2 separate regions of the Mus musculus genome follow, and region 1 is linked to region 2. A link is a contact called in ENCODE Hi-C or POLR2A ChIA-PET data. All regions are on one chromosome and are shown on one strand. The core of a region is the stretch at or near the end of the contact, and the rest is flanking DNA. Distances in the headings are between cores, read along the strand shown. Region 1 holds the start of Smtn (smoothelin). Region 2 holds the start of Pik3ip1 (phosphoinositide-3-kinase interacting protein 1).

Region 1 (6,892 bases), core at 861-3,360, 210 kb before region 2:
CCAGGAACGGGGTTGGATGTGGAAGAATCCAGAGCTTTCCTCTTATAGCCCTTTGGAGGCCTGGAAGCCAGTCGGTCGGTCAGTTCTGCAGCTTTTACAGATGAGCAGACAGAAACTCAAGCCTCCCAGGTCCTCCCAAATTCATTCATCCTTCTCATCTGGCTGTTCCCAGATAATACCACCCCTGTTTCTTATTCTACCCACATTCTGCTCACCTCCTTTTCTTACCCACAAGCCTCTCAGATTTTACTCTTCTGAAAAATGTCTTTCCATCTGATGACTTTCTTTGTACTCATCTTCAATGATGTTTAGCATCCACCTCCGAGGAGCCCTCCAGGATTTCTTCCATCTTAGAAATAACAAGGGGAGGAAAGGTGCTCTGGTTCTAGGCAAAATTCTGCGATAATAGTGCCATTACCACCTTGGGTTTCAACTTCCTTCTTGTAGAATCCGACTGTCTTGCACAGTTGTTATCTTGGCAATCTGACTTTCAGTGCCTGCTGTACATTCACGGGACGTTTTCTCTTCCCTGCCTACATTATAAAGTTCTCACCACTTGCACGGGGTCGCCCTTTGATGCCTAGATCACCATCACCACCACTACCAGATACCTTTTTACATGGCACCATCCCTGGCAAGAAGGAAAAAAAAAAAAAAAAAAAAGGCAAGGTAGGTCAGTCTGGAGACGGGCCAGGGCCTGACAAGCGGTAGGGTGAGGGCGCACAGCGCTAAATAGACAATCCCGGAAACAGGCACCCACCTCGGCCATTCATTGATCTCAGCCAGCGCGAGCAGGCGGTTCACTGGAGCAATCGGCTTCCCACTCAGGTAGGGAAGACTAGGAAACCTCCACAGCCGGCGTCTTCGTCGGTTTGGCGCATTTCTTCTGCCTCCCCCGCAAGGGGCTTCCTTCTCTAGGTCTTATTTTCCAATATATAAGGTGAGAGGACCACCTCTTGGGGCTGTGGGAGGAAACAAAAAGACTTTAAATGGACACAGGTCCTCTCTTTGGGTGTGTAAAGGTTGGTCTTGGAGAAATCTGAGTTGGAGCTCTCTGAGAGACTACAGGAGCCAGCTCAGCCCTACCTCAGTTCCACATTATAGTGTTAGCAGAGATTAGAATCCCTGCTAGGTGGGATGAACCTCGACTCCATTACCCATAGGCTTTTGTCTCATCTGTATAAGGGAACAGTCAAATCTCATTAAGTTGTTATGGATATTATAATCTGATACACAACACACAACACACACACACACACACACAAGAAATACGTTGGTGCTTTTATGGTTTTTATTTGATTTACAGTTTTTATTTATCAAGCTGGACTCCAGACTTTATCTGCCCAGGCTCCACCCTACTTTTTTCTTAGGCAAGACCAGTAGGGCGGCTCCACAGCCTCCAGGATGACAGGGAAGCTTTCCCTCCAGGGTCTGAGCTCTTGGGTCTCCTGGTTGACTCTTTGTATTGTCTCCTTGGGATCTTCAGTTTCCCCCATTTGTTGAGTTGCGAGGTTCATACTCCCTATTTAGAACTTCGGGGGTCTCAGAGGCAGACTTTAAAGAATTTGGGAGAGCATGCTACATATATGAGCAAGGAAGGTACGATATGATTGATCCTGCTCCATCTCAGATGTCCTGGGCGACTCAATAATTGTCAAAATGCTGCTGGTCACCCAGTCTCCTTACCCTGAGGTGGCACAGACCAGGTGTCCCGAAAGCGCCCTTTGAGCGTTGAGTTGACTGGGCAGTCTGTGTACTAAGGCGCCTAGTGGGTGGAGTCCGGAGAAAGGATGTGGTCTCAAGAACAAAAAGGAGGGCAGGGAGGGGCTGTCAGGACCGCTCAGGGCTTACAGGATCCCAAGATACTTATTTGCCCGGTTTGTGGCACATTCCGGACTTTGGCTTAGAGCCTGTATCCTGGTGAAGCCCACCCGAGGATGTCTAGGACCTCGCAACAGCAGTCCCCAAAACTACAATACCCAACATGCCTGTACAGTGAGGGGCTGGAGTCTTTTGGGGGCGGGTCCTAAAAAATTGAATTTTCCCAATGGGACCAGAGCAGGGGCGTGTCTCAACAGAGAATTGGCTGGGACAGCTTGGCAGGGCGGAGCCAGCCATCTGGCTGGCGCCGCGGGACAGGCGTCTGCAGCAGAGTCCAGGGTACGTTGCTGAACCGGCCTGGGCTCCTGGGCTGCGGCTCCTCCCGTCGGTCTGCCGGTCTCTACTGCATCTACCGGGTCCCGACCAAACTAACACGAAACTGCGCCGGAACGGCGGGCCGGACTGAGAGGTGGGTATGAGGATCTCGGGTCTACTCTAGGAGTCCGGATGAGTCCGGGGAAGGGGGTGTGAAACCTGGATGTCTGGACAGGGATTCTGAAACTCCCAGGTCCGGGAACCCTAGCCAAATCACGAGAACTCCAAAGACACATGGTTGAAGTTCTGAGACCCTGGGGAAAGAGTCTTGAAGAGACTCTATGGACTTGGAAGAGGCTTCTCGATCCCCAGAGACACTAATCTATAGGGAGCTGATACCTCGAGGAATCTTTCCCAGATCCTGACCCATCTCTCGCAGGGCCTTAACAATCCCCAGGACTGAAAACTCTGTAGCATGAAGCCATGAGAATGGTGGCAAGCAGTGGCAGGAATTTCTGAGCAGACAGTCCCGAGTATCACCTAGGTTTGGAACTAACAACACCCTTACCCAACATGAAGAAGCATAGCATGTCCACAATACTTAAGATTGGGCACTGGGGAGGGGTAGTTACCCCAGACAGAGTATCTAGACTAGGAGGTAAAGACTCTAGCAGTGCCTTCCAACTCCAACTAGTGCGCACTGGGACTCCCCCAGACCCATTCACCGGATGGGGTGACTCACACCAAGTGACTGTTGTAGAGAGGGAGTGGATGATTTCGGGATGAATCAATGGAGGTGGGGGGTCCAGAGGCCATTTCAGTCACCACATTAGCAAAACATCCAGGTGTGCTAGACCATGGAACCACAAATTCCAGAGACACTGGGGACTCCAGGAAGGAGTGATTTGGGCTAGAGACTGGCACCAGATTTAGGAATCCATTTTGACGGTCAGTGGTTGAACAAGAAACAAACAGCCTGGAGTCTTGGGCAGCATCTTGGAAGGGGACTTCAGAAGGCAGAAGTCACCAAGATTTGTGTTAGGTTCTTTCTGCCCTTTGAGTCTGAGTTTTTCTGACCCCCTGTGATGAATCTTTGACCATCTCCCATCCTCTCAGTTTGCCTGAAGTCCAGAGGTTGGGTGGGTCAGCTTCCCAAGGCCCTTCCAGTTGGAAAGTGAACTGTGAGTGAATTCTGAGTGTGTGAATGGACAGGGAGAGAGGGACACCTGGCTCCCCAAGGTCAGGTCTGCTGACATCAGGGAGGAAAGGAGTCAAAACTGAAGGCTGGCTCCAAGAACTGCCAGACACAGGTAGCTCCCATACCTGTGGGAATGACAGTCTTAGTAAGAATTGGATATGGGCTCAGCCCACAGCCAGACGCCCAGCTTGTGGAGGTGGGTGGAGGGGCAGGCTCGGTGGCCCCTAGAGGTGAGTGGGTATGGCAGGTAACTAGAGACTGGCGTGTACCCCCTGGTGGTAAGCATGGCTTGGTGGGCCTTGCTGAGTCCTCTTCTCCATCTAGGTACAGGCCCTTCTTGTGTGGGGCTTAGTCAGGATGTCAACTTAGACCACAGGGCAGACTGGCAGCCAAGCTGGTAAGGCTGAAACAGAAACACCTATTCTTGGTTTGGTGAGGTTTTTTTTTTTTTTTTTTCTTCAGCAAAATACCCTGGGGCAGAGGACAGTTCCCAGCCAGGAGCCACATGTCAGGGTAGGACAGGAAAGACATGAACGCTTATGGGCTAAAGAGGGCAACAGAGGCATAAACCCCAGGGGACCGAGATTTCTACAAAATCTTCAGCAACCTAACTCATGTCTGCCTTTTGCAGAATTCTGAGTGCCACCAGGACCTGGCGGGAGCTGACATACTGAAGGAATTAGGGGCCAGCAAGATGGCAGACGAGGCTTTAGCTGGGCTGGATGAAGGAGCCCTCCGAAAACTGGTAATAAGTAGCTCTATTACTGTACTGTGGGGTGGCCAACCCAGGGATGTAGGCCACTTCTTATGTACTTCTCAGTACATAAGGAGGGGGAGGGGTTTGGAGGAGAGGCTCAGGGAACAGCGCCAGGTTGGTTCCATTTGGCTGCTCCAGAGGCTCTTGTGGCATGTTCCTGTCCATGTCAGGTGCTGAGACCTGGTACCTACCCACCCCCAACTGTCATCTCTTGTTTAAACAGTAACTGCTGGGACTCACCCATGGGCTGCTATAGGTGTGGGAAGGCTGGATCTGCCTCTTCCTAGCAGCATGGGCACTGCCCACTCCTGTAGGCCTGCCCAGTGATAATGGGCAGCAATGAGTAACAAACCAGAGAACAACTGCTGGGTGCTGAGCACAGTATCTGACAGGTCACAGATGCAGCACCCGCATACTGCCCCTCTGTGTGGGGAAACCACATACCCAAACGCTCCAGGCTAAAAGCTTTATTAGGGTCCAAACTCCGGGGGTGGGGGGAAGTCTTGGGATACCCAGAGTCATGGGAAAGGCTAGAAGAACCTGTAGAGAGATAGAATGTGGGTCCTAATGGGTTCTGTGATGTCTTGTCTGTCATTTTCTACTTTAAGCTTTGGCTTCTTGTAAAAGAAAAGGGGTGGTGTGGGGGGTGTGATACAAAATATAGGTTGCCAGCGTTAGAAAGGGGTGAATTGGTATGGACCTGACTTTGGGATAGAGACTGGGTTGGTCCACTCCACTCAAGGTCTTCCTCCTCCCATACACAGAGGCAGTGGGCCAACACAGCAGAGCAGTAATATGCGTCCACCAGCAAGGCCCTGCTGTAGGCCGTGGGGAGAGGGGCCACAGCCCCACCAACCAGACCCTGCTCTCTGTCAAGGGCAAAAAATTATATAGACTTTACTTTCCTTACAAGTGACCCATACCACCACCAATCCTTTCCCCTAGAGGCAGAGGCTTGAGCCACTTGGTCTAATTGCCTTGACCTCTCCTATGAGGTTGGCCTGTGTGTCCTGGGGCAAGAACCTTAACCTCATCCTGCACCACTGCCAAGGGCAGCCACTCCAGGCTCTCTGCTGCCAGGAGATGGGATTGGGTCTCCAAAGATGCCCACCGGTCACCTTCGCCGTCCCTCAAGTCAGAGTCTTCATGTTTTCCATAGGAAAAGCCACGCTGAGTGTTCACGCACTCCCATCAGACCCCATTCATGCAAGGTTTGGAAGCTGGGAAACGTGCTGTTAGAGGAGAAACAGAAGCAGTAGTTGCCGGACGTGCTTCCTCCCAGCCCCGGGCCTGGGAGCAAAGGACAAGGGAGACCCAACCCTGTCTCGTCTCCACGGCCCCAGGCCCACTCCAGCCCCGGGCTTCACCGCGCCCGTGCGCGCCATTGCTGTGCCTGGAGCTGTGAGGGTCCCACCCTCCGGCTTCGTGGCAGGAACGGTCCCGGGCCCGGCTCCTCCCCGTGGGGCCCGGCCTTATATGGGAAAGCTGTGCCCAGCTGACTGGGGGAGCCGCAGTTGCTTCCGGTCCCGCTCCCGCACATTCCTGAGGACGGGGTGGTGGGCTGCACGGGACAGGGGCACCTAAGGACAGGCACGCTGCCTGTGCCCCCTGCCACGTGTTTGCACGTCTGCCACCTCCCGTCCGGGTGACCTAGGGAAGCAGCTTAGGTGCTGTGAACCTCCCTTCCTTTGCAGATGGGACGTTAAAGCCGGCGGTGGCGGAGGGTTTCCTGCCTGGCTCCTAGCTGGGACGCCCGGCTGGAGACTGGGTGGGTGGGGCGTGAGTGAGCCCTGTGCTGGTGGCTGCAGCCTGCGGGCTTTTAGCGCCCCCTGGCGAGGCATTTCCCCAATTGCTATCAACACAGGGGGCAGCTCTGGTCTGGGACTGAGGGAGGAACTACAGGAGAATCACTTTTTGTGCAGGAGGGAGAGCCTGAAACTAGGAACGTTGGGTTGAATAGATGCCCCCCAGCAGCCGGAGTAGAAAGCACCCGAGCCTCAGTCCCCTCCCCCTCCATCCTCCCACCGGAGGAGGAAGCACCCTCTTTCCTCCCAGGAGAATTTCACTAGGCAGTTTCGGAAACCATCCCCTTCCCCCTGGCGGACAATAGTTCTTTGTATTTCCTTCCCTCCCTCCCGCAGTCCCCTCCACACACAGTGGGGGTGACCGAGAGGGTGAGGAACTCTAGACACAGTAGAAACACTGTGGTCTGACCTTTGGTGTTTGAGAGGGCGTGGAACACAGGACACAGCAGGGACACTTGTCAGAGCTTTGCCCACAGTCCCAAAAGGAAGGATGCCAGGGAGTGGCCAGCAGAGTGAGGCCCAGCCACCCCCTTCCACTTAGAGAATTCATTAGGAGGATCCAAATTTCCAAATGGAGACACTGAGGTACCCAGGGGTTGTAGAAATGGCCAAGTTCCTATCTTGTATTTTTTTTCCTGGGGGTTGGAAATGAGGACCCATGAGACAAAGTCATTGTATCTCTGGATCTTGACCCTCCGGACCAGTCTGGACCAGCTGTCTCCTCAGGCCACCGATCTCCACATGTTCTGTGAGAAGTGAGCATAGATCTCTTGGTTGTAATAAGGTTTCCTTTGACTTTGACATTTCTAGAGCAGGCTAAAGGGGGCTCTGGTACAGGACCTCAAAGTTCCCCACCATGACAGAGAGCCCTCAACACCACAGCTATCTTGTCTCAGGCAAGCCATAAACAAGACACTCAATTCCCTCTTATCAGATAAAAATGATGTATCAAAGTAATGTATCAAGAGTAGGTCTGGATGGGACCATCAGTTAATT
Region 2 (7,344 bases), core at 860-3,359:
CACTTGTCTGCTTCAGTCTTTGTGATCTTCCAACACCTTGCTGGGATTGCCACGCGGTTTCTCCAGAGACTGCACAGGTCTTCACAGCAGAAGACAATCCACACTGCGTACAAGATTCCTGCCAATCCCAGTGTTAAGTGCTTAACCTTGACCACCTCATCTAATCCTAGAGAACTATTTTAGTTTTCTGAAGTCTAAAAGCTTTGAATTCAAATCAGAACACACCCATTGCCTTTGGCAGGTGGTCAAACTTCTGGGTGACTCAGAGCCCTCACACAGCTTCTCCCCGGGGACTGTGAGCATGGGGCCTGGCTCACAGCATCCGCTACACAGTAAAGGCTGGCGGGGCGCTTGGCGGAACAGGCAGGCAAGCTGCCTCCCACCGTTGTTTACAAGCGCTCGCAGAGGATGAGCTCACTCCGAATGCTGCGGCGGCCAATGGGCTTTGAGCTCCGCTGCCTGGAGATAGCTCTGGCCAATCGGACGGCGCGGGGGTGGGGACGGGGCGGGACGGGCGTCGAGCGGCCGCACGTGCGCGGCGGGTGTAACCGCTGCAGCGCTGCTCGGCGCACAGGGCTGGAGTCCCTTACCCGTGGTCCCAGGGCGAGTACCTGGGCAACTCACGTCCTCGCAGGGCCGCTTTTCAGGGACGCCGGTCTCGCTGCTGATGTAGCACCAGGGCCCGCGCGGGTCCTGGTCCGGGTTCCGGCAGTAGTTGTGGTTGCCCGGGCCTGAGGTGGGGAGAAGAGGAGTCAAGGGCCGCGGCCGCCGCCCACCAACCCCGCCCGCCTCCCCGGCGGACACTCACTGGGCTCGGTGAGCGACTCGCGGCTGCCTTGCGCGGCCAACCAGTTGAGGCAGCGGAGACCCGGCGCGGGCGAGGGCTGGTCCTCCCGGTACAGGTGGCCGTTGTCCCAGAAGCAGCCTATGAGGAAGAGGAACCCGCCCGAGACTCTTAGTGCGTTTCTCTGGCCCCGCGGGAGAAAGCCCTGTGTACCTCAGAGTGTCACGCCCCTGGCGGCGTTTGGTCCACACACAACACTCGATTTAGCTTTCTTCTTCCTTCCCTTCCCTTCCCTTCCCTTCCCTTCCTTCCTTCCTTCCTTCCTTCCTTCCTTCCTTCCTTCCTTCCTTCCTTCCTTCCTTCCTTTTAAAAAAGCTTAAGATCGCTGCACAACTGCAAAGGGTTGTTATTCTTGGACTTGGGACCACTTTGAAGGTACAAGAAGGTCTTTCTCCCTAAGGTCTTTCTGTGGAGATGGTGAGTTTGGTTCTGGGCAGTCAGACATGGAAGTCATCCCAGTGTTGAGAAGTCAATGTTATATAAACTGGTGTTCCCTTCTCTACGAATACAGCCACTTTCTGCTAGTTTAACAGACACCGCCAGCTCCCAAGAGAATTCCACAAAAGCCTTTGATTCAGGGAAGCAAAAGATCCAATAGAGACCCCAGCTGAGGGTCTCTGCCTCATCTCTTAAGCTCCCACTCCCCTCAGCAGAGAGCCACGGGAGGAGGCTGGAGAGGGGAGGTTCGTGCGCCTGCCACACAAAGCAAACGGACTTTAAAAGGGTAAGACTCTGGGGAGTAGAAGAGACGAATTCCACTCCATCCACTCGTGTGAAAGGAAAGGGAAAGAGAAAGTGACTACTTGTCTTTGTTCTTAATGGCAAAGATGGAGCTGCAAGCCTCTGGCAAGGAAGGAGAGAGGAGAGAAGAATGCTTTCGTAGGATAACGAGAAAAGCAGCCAAAACCTTCCTTCCCTGTCGGCCTGACCACGTTTGGGGAATCTGTTTCATTTAAGTTGCTGCAGAAAGGGGGAGAAAACGTAATCTCACCTCCAGATCCATAGGCTTCTGCCAGAAGCATGTTGCTGAGAAGAAATGTGTGTACCCAAGCCAACAGCATCCTCGTCTCTTCGGCTCGCAGGTGACTCAACAGCCAGTGTCCAAATGGGGGGGGGGGGTCCTCCTTGGCAGCAGTTTTGTCTCCTTGCAGTCAGACTGGCCGGCCCCTGTTATGCTCTTCTGGTAAACAGCCTCTCTTTAGAACTGGGAGCTTCCCAGCTAGCTTGCTGCAGCCGAGGTGTTTTTCAGCTGAAAGGCGCCCCCTGGGTCCTAAGCCTCCTAGACCTTACCAGATCACTAACCCTGAGCCAAGAGAGGAACTCAGCCAAGCCGAGAGTGGCAGAGAGGTTTTGCTTAGCAGCAGCTCCGCGTGAGACCTGCACAACTGCATGCCCAGGGCTTTTCTTCCTTTTCCACCAGTGTGAGTACAGAGTCACTGTGTCAGAAGGCATCGTGGAGTGGGGTGGATTAGGAGCCCCAAAAGCACTACACAGTTGTAAGAGCGGATGCTGATTGCAGAAGCAGGAAGAATTTAAGACCACATAGACAGCACAACTAAGAATTATCTGTCTGGAAGCAATATATTTAAATTGTACTTTGCTAGGGCCAGTTCAGTCACATTCCTTTACTAACATTTGAGGTTTGGGTTATCCATATATAGTAGGAACACAGAAAGGGTATCATTAGCTGAAAATACATGTTACACAAACATTGAATTCCTTTAGCTATATTGTAAAGTCCACCCTTTTTACCAGCCCAGAAGTAAAATGTCTTCCTTCCAACTCCCCTCAAGCAGTATATAGGAAATCTAGTTGCAATAATTTGTGTCTACAGTTAAACCACATCCACATAACTTAGGGCTTTTGGAGTTTCTATTTGGCTGGCAGTTGAAGTTCCCAAGCAGCCTCAGTAAACTGAGAGAACAGGGTGGTTTGCCAAGACTACCTTGTGACTGGGGCAAATCCAAGAATAGAAACTCTGTTTTGATCTTGCCACAATGTAGGGAGGAAAAAAATAACACTATGAAGTAAGTTTTATAGACTTTATCATAGTGGAAAGCTAATGTGATTCTAACTATGAGAAGTGATTGAACCCTGATGTGTCTTTTAAGAAGAAAAGGGTTATTTTTATTTGTGGGTTTATCTGTGTCTGTACTCAGGCCATAGGAAAACTTCAGGGCCTCAAGAACTGGGGTTATAGGCAGTTGTCGACCATGGGAGGTAGCTGAAGTAGGCAGTGGAACTCGGGTCAGCTCTTCTTGAAGAGCAGCAAGTACTCCTAGTCTCTGAACCATGTCCCCAAACCACCTGACATGCCTTTTAAAACCATTGTCCGGACTGGGGAGGTGGCTCATTAGTTACGAGCACTTGTTGCTCTTGCGGAGCACTTAGTTCAGTTCCCAGCACTTAGCATAAGGCCATCTGTGTCCAGATCCAGAATATGGACTCCCTCCTCTGATACTCAGTCATGCACATACACATATGCTGGCAAAACACACATATAAACACCGCCCCCCAAAGAGTGCGTGTGTGTGCGTGTGGGGGTGGGGTTGGGGAGGGGTGGGGGGGTGTGCATGTGGTGTGTATATATGTGTGTGGTATGTGTGTGTGTAGGGTCAGATCACATGGTGTGTGCCCATGTGTGTAAATAAGGAAGTCAGAACAGGATGCCCAGTGTCTTACTACCTTGAAACAGGTTCTCTTACTGGACCAAAAGTGTGACCTTTAAGCTGGGCTGCTGGCTCCTGGCTACATTCTCCAGTTGTGGGGACCCTGTCTATGCTCTCCAGTGCTGGGTTTTAGGTACACATAACCATGTCTGGCTTTTAATGTGTGCGCTAAAGATTTGAGCTCAGATCTCATAGGTGCAGAGCCTTGTCCTTTTAAAACACCTCAGTTGACATGTCAGAACCCTTTTGTTGATCCCTAATGCAACATTCTGAGTAGGGGAGTACAAGTCTGGAATCCCAGCTCTGGAGTCGGAGACAGGAGGGTCAGAAGTTCAAGGTCATCCTTGGGCATGTACAGAGGACGTTTGAAGCCAGCACTGGCTACACGAGGCACTGTGCCAAAAAAATATTTTTTTAAAGTTTGGTAAATGTTTTTGTTAATTTTACAAATATTTAATTTTGAAAACCTCCATATTAGCTGGTATTTTTAGATACTGGGACTTCATTGTGTGAACAAAAATATTTGAATTTGTACTCTTATGAAGCTTAAATTCTGGATGGGAGAGGCATGATATTTAAAACATCAGCATTATCACAGAAAAGAAAGTGATACAAGGCAAGAGAGAGACAAATGGAGTGTGTTTAGCTGGATAGAGAACGTATACAAGCTGGGTGCATGCCCATCATAGGAAGGTGAGGCAGGAGGGCTGTTTTCCACACTAGATGGTGGCATGAGTCTGGGGGAGAGAGTCACATGCAATAGCCAGCTTTACTCAGAACATCAGAAGAATCACATGAGTAAGGTGTTCAATCACAAGGACAAGCCACAAGCCACAAAAACACGTTTTTCTATAGAGGCACATGAACAACAGCAGCTGAAATAAATTCACTTCTATTTGCTATTCTGGGAGGAACCCCAGAGATCTGACGCCCTCTTCTGGCTCCACAGGTACCAGCACTCACATACACAGAAATAAAAATACAATAATTAAGAATGAATCTTACCAATAAACAACGTGGGACTAAGTACGTAGCTCAGTGACAGAACAGTTACCTAGCACGCACAGGGCTGTGAGTTCCATCAACAGGACTGAAAAATCCAAAACTATACATCAAGCATATGTGACATGGAAGCCCATACTTTTAAAGAGATTGCCTTATAATTTGTAATTTTGACTAAAATATTTCTTTAACAAATAATTCATAAAACTATTGCCTGCACTTTTTTGTTTGGTTTGTTTTGGCAGTAATATTTTATTATTTTTTAAAGATTTATTTATTATATGTAAGTACACTGTAGCTGTCTTCAGACACCCCAGAAGAGGGCATCAGATCTCATTATGGATGGTTGTGAGCCACCATGTGGTTGCCGGGAATTGAACTCGGGACCTTCGGAAGAGCAGTCAGTGCTCTTAACCACTGAGCCATCTCTCCAGCCCAAGATTGGTCTTGTACTGAGAGATTTGCCTGTTCTGTCTCCGGAGTGGTAGGATCAAAGGTATGTGCCACCCACCACACCTGGTGATGGCAGTTTTTGAAAAAGAAAAATTAAGACCACGGCAACAGGTTATAGAGTGGCCAGGAAAGTCTTGGTTTTCAGTTACTTAAGGCCATTAGTCAGTTTATAAGTCTTTTGGGCCAAAGTATTTTCACTTTAGTGTTAGGCCCTCACATCCCTCTCTGGATTGCTAAGAGACTGACCTAGACTTGCCTGCAGGATGGGATGGATAACCTAACTATCTCTGCAGAAATCTGATCACCCAGTATATTCCAAAGAATGGTTTGCCACGGAACAGTAATAAATGTTGTATCTAACATTGGGAGACATTCACGAGACAGCTGCTGTTCTTAGTGCATTCTATACCCTGTCTCTAAAGTCATTCAGAAACTGTGTAGACATACCTCCTTGTACAATGAATCAGTCGTACAGAAGTTAAGCAGTTTGCTAAAACCCATAAGGATATGTGGAAGAGGAGGGCTTCTGTAAAATGAAGATGATGATAAATCGTTCACAGGATGACTGTAAAGAATATCTTATACTTGACTGTTATGGTGGTATATACCTGTGTCTCAGCACTTGGAGGGCAGAGTCGGGAGTATTGCTGCAAGTTCAGGGCCAGCCTGTTTTATATAGTGAGTTCAGGCCACCCAGGGCTTGAGTGAGAACCTATCTTAAAAAATAAATGTATAACTGAATTATGAAACATTGAATTATTGTCGTCATCTCTGTTTTCAAAGCACTGCACTAGTACTAAAGGTAGAATAAGAAAGCTGTGCTTCTTTGAGGCTCCAATGCAAAGTGGAGAAAGCAGAAGGACAAATATGGAGGACCTGTTTACATGTAGGAATTACTGGAAGCCTGGCATTGTCGCAGATGCCTGTAATTATACCAGTAGGAGGCTGGGGCAAGAGGATCCTTAAGTTTGAGACTGTCTTGGGCTCAGTGAGATGTTGTCCAAAACAAAACCAGAAGAGATGGGGAGCAAGGGAGAGGTTGAGAGAAAGAAAAAGCTGGCAAGATGGCTCAGTGGGCCAGGATAATTGTGCAGGCATGAGGCCAGCGAGGACACTGGGTGTCTTGTCACTCTCTGGCACTGTATGTTTACCTTAGGGCATGATAGCAGTCTGAGGCAGTGGCTTGTTATGGTTGTCACAGGCTTCAGGTATTGGGGTGTCCTTAACAGTTGCCTGTGGCCAGTGTTACAGATCTAATCCTGGGGTCTGAGACTAAAGTGCTCCCTGGAATTATTGTTACTCACACATGTATGCACACACACCTGTGGGTGCCCTACGCCCACCTGGCTTTCATTCAGGTCCTCTTGAATATTAGACAAGGACTCTATTAATACATCTCCAGCTCCCTTTCATGTTTTCTTTCTCTCTTCTCTCTCTCTCTCAATCTTTCTTTTTGTTTTTTTGTTTTTTTTTTTTTGTTTGTTTTTTTTTTTTTGTTTTTTTGCTTTTTCGAGACAGGCTTTCTCTGTGTAGCCCTGGCTGTCCTGGAACTCACTCTGTAGACCAGGCTGGCCTCAAACTCAGAAATCTGCCTGCCTCTGCCTCCTGAGTGCTGGGATTAAAGGCTTGTGCCACCACGCACAGCCCCTCTCACTTTCTAGATAGTCTTTCTGTGTATAAAAGTTTTAAATCTTGTTGAACTGCAGTTCTGTTTTAAGCAGTTTTAATTCAATTGTGGAAAATTAACAGTCCATAAATCTACTTATTTTTAGACTGTTTAGTTTTGTTCATTGAGTTACACACATCCTCTATACCAGTATCATATAATTTTATTTAGGTTTGTAAATGTTCTTTTTGACTCTACTCTTTATAGTAGTGATTCTAACTGTCACCCAGGCTGACTTCAAACTTCTGATTCACCCCACCCTATCCCCAACACATCCCTGGATTTCTTTCCTGTCTTTATTGAGTTCTCTTTTCTCTTTGAGCAACACAGAGAATGTGCATCTCAGTGTTTTTTTCCATAGACAGTTTTGAGTTCCTTTTCATCTTCTGAAAAATCAAGTTGACATTTCTTTTTAGGTTCTGTGCCCATGTCAGTAAAGTTCTTGATACATAACTATTTGTAACATAGCTATTTAGTCTTGGGTTTTGTTGTGGTGGTGGTTGTTGTTTTGTTTTCATTGTTTTTTTGTTTATTTGTTTGGTTGGTTGGTTTTTCGAGACAGGGTTTCTCTGTGTAGCCCTGGCTGTCCTGGAACTCACTCTGTAGACCAGGCTGGCCTTGAACTCAGAAATCCGTCTGCCTCTGCCTCCCGAGTGCTGGGATTAAAGGCTTGAGCCACCACTGTCCAGCTAACTATCTAGTCTTTGTGC

What was found. A loop is a pair of places that touch in the nucleus more often than their neighbours do. ChIA-PET counts read pairs that join two places held with the same protein, here RNA polymerase II (POLR2A).
Region 1: a loop to region 2 is called in a map of v-Abl transformed pro-B cells, with 2.4 times the contacts of the local background. The contact joins the promoter of Smtn here to the promoter of Pik3ip1 in region 2. A Hi-C loop is called at or near these places in 1 of 37 maps with a recorded cell type or tissue (v-Abl transformed pro-B cells). POLR2A ChIA-PET finds 5 or more read pairs at or near these places in 1 of 5 experiments (embryonic stem cell).

What each region holds. Positions count from the first base shown.
Region 1 is chr11:3,534,510-3,541,401 of GRCm38, reverse strand. Smtn (smoothelin) reads left to right here and starts at 2,110. Exons shown (of 20, transcript NM_001284427.1): 1 at 2,110-2,290; 2 at 3,966-4,079. The coding sequence starts at 4,029. It overlaps Gm11946 (a long non-coding RNA gene), which reads right to left. Exons shown (of 6, transcript XR_001780145.2): 2 at 4,792-6,892; 3 at 1,687-4,631; 4 at 761-962; 5 at 216-631.
Region 2 is chr11:3,325,496-3,332,839 of GRCm38, reverse strand. Pik3ip1 (phosphoinositide-3-kinase interacting protein 1) reads right to left here and starts at 2,109. Exons shown (of 6, transcript NM_178149.4): 1 at 1,836-2,109; 2 at 809-925; 3 at 612-731. The coding sequence starts at 1,905. Gm12592 (predicted gene 12592) reads left to right here and starts at 1,650. Exons shown (of 2, transcript NR_165248.1): 1 at 1,650-1,926.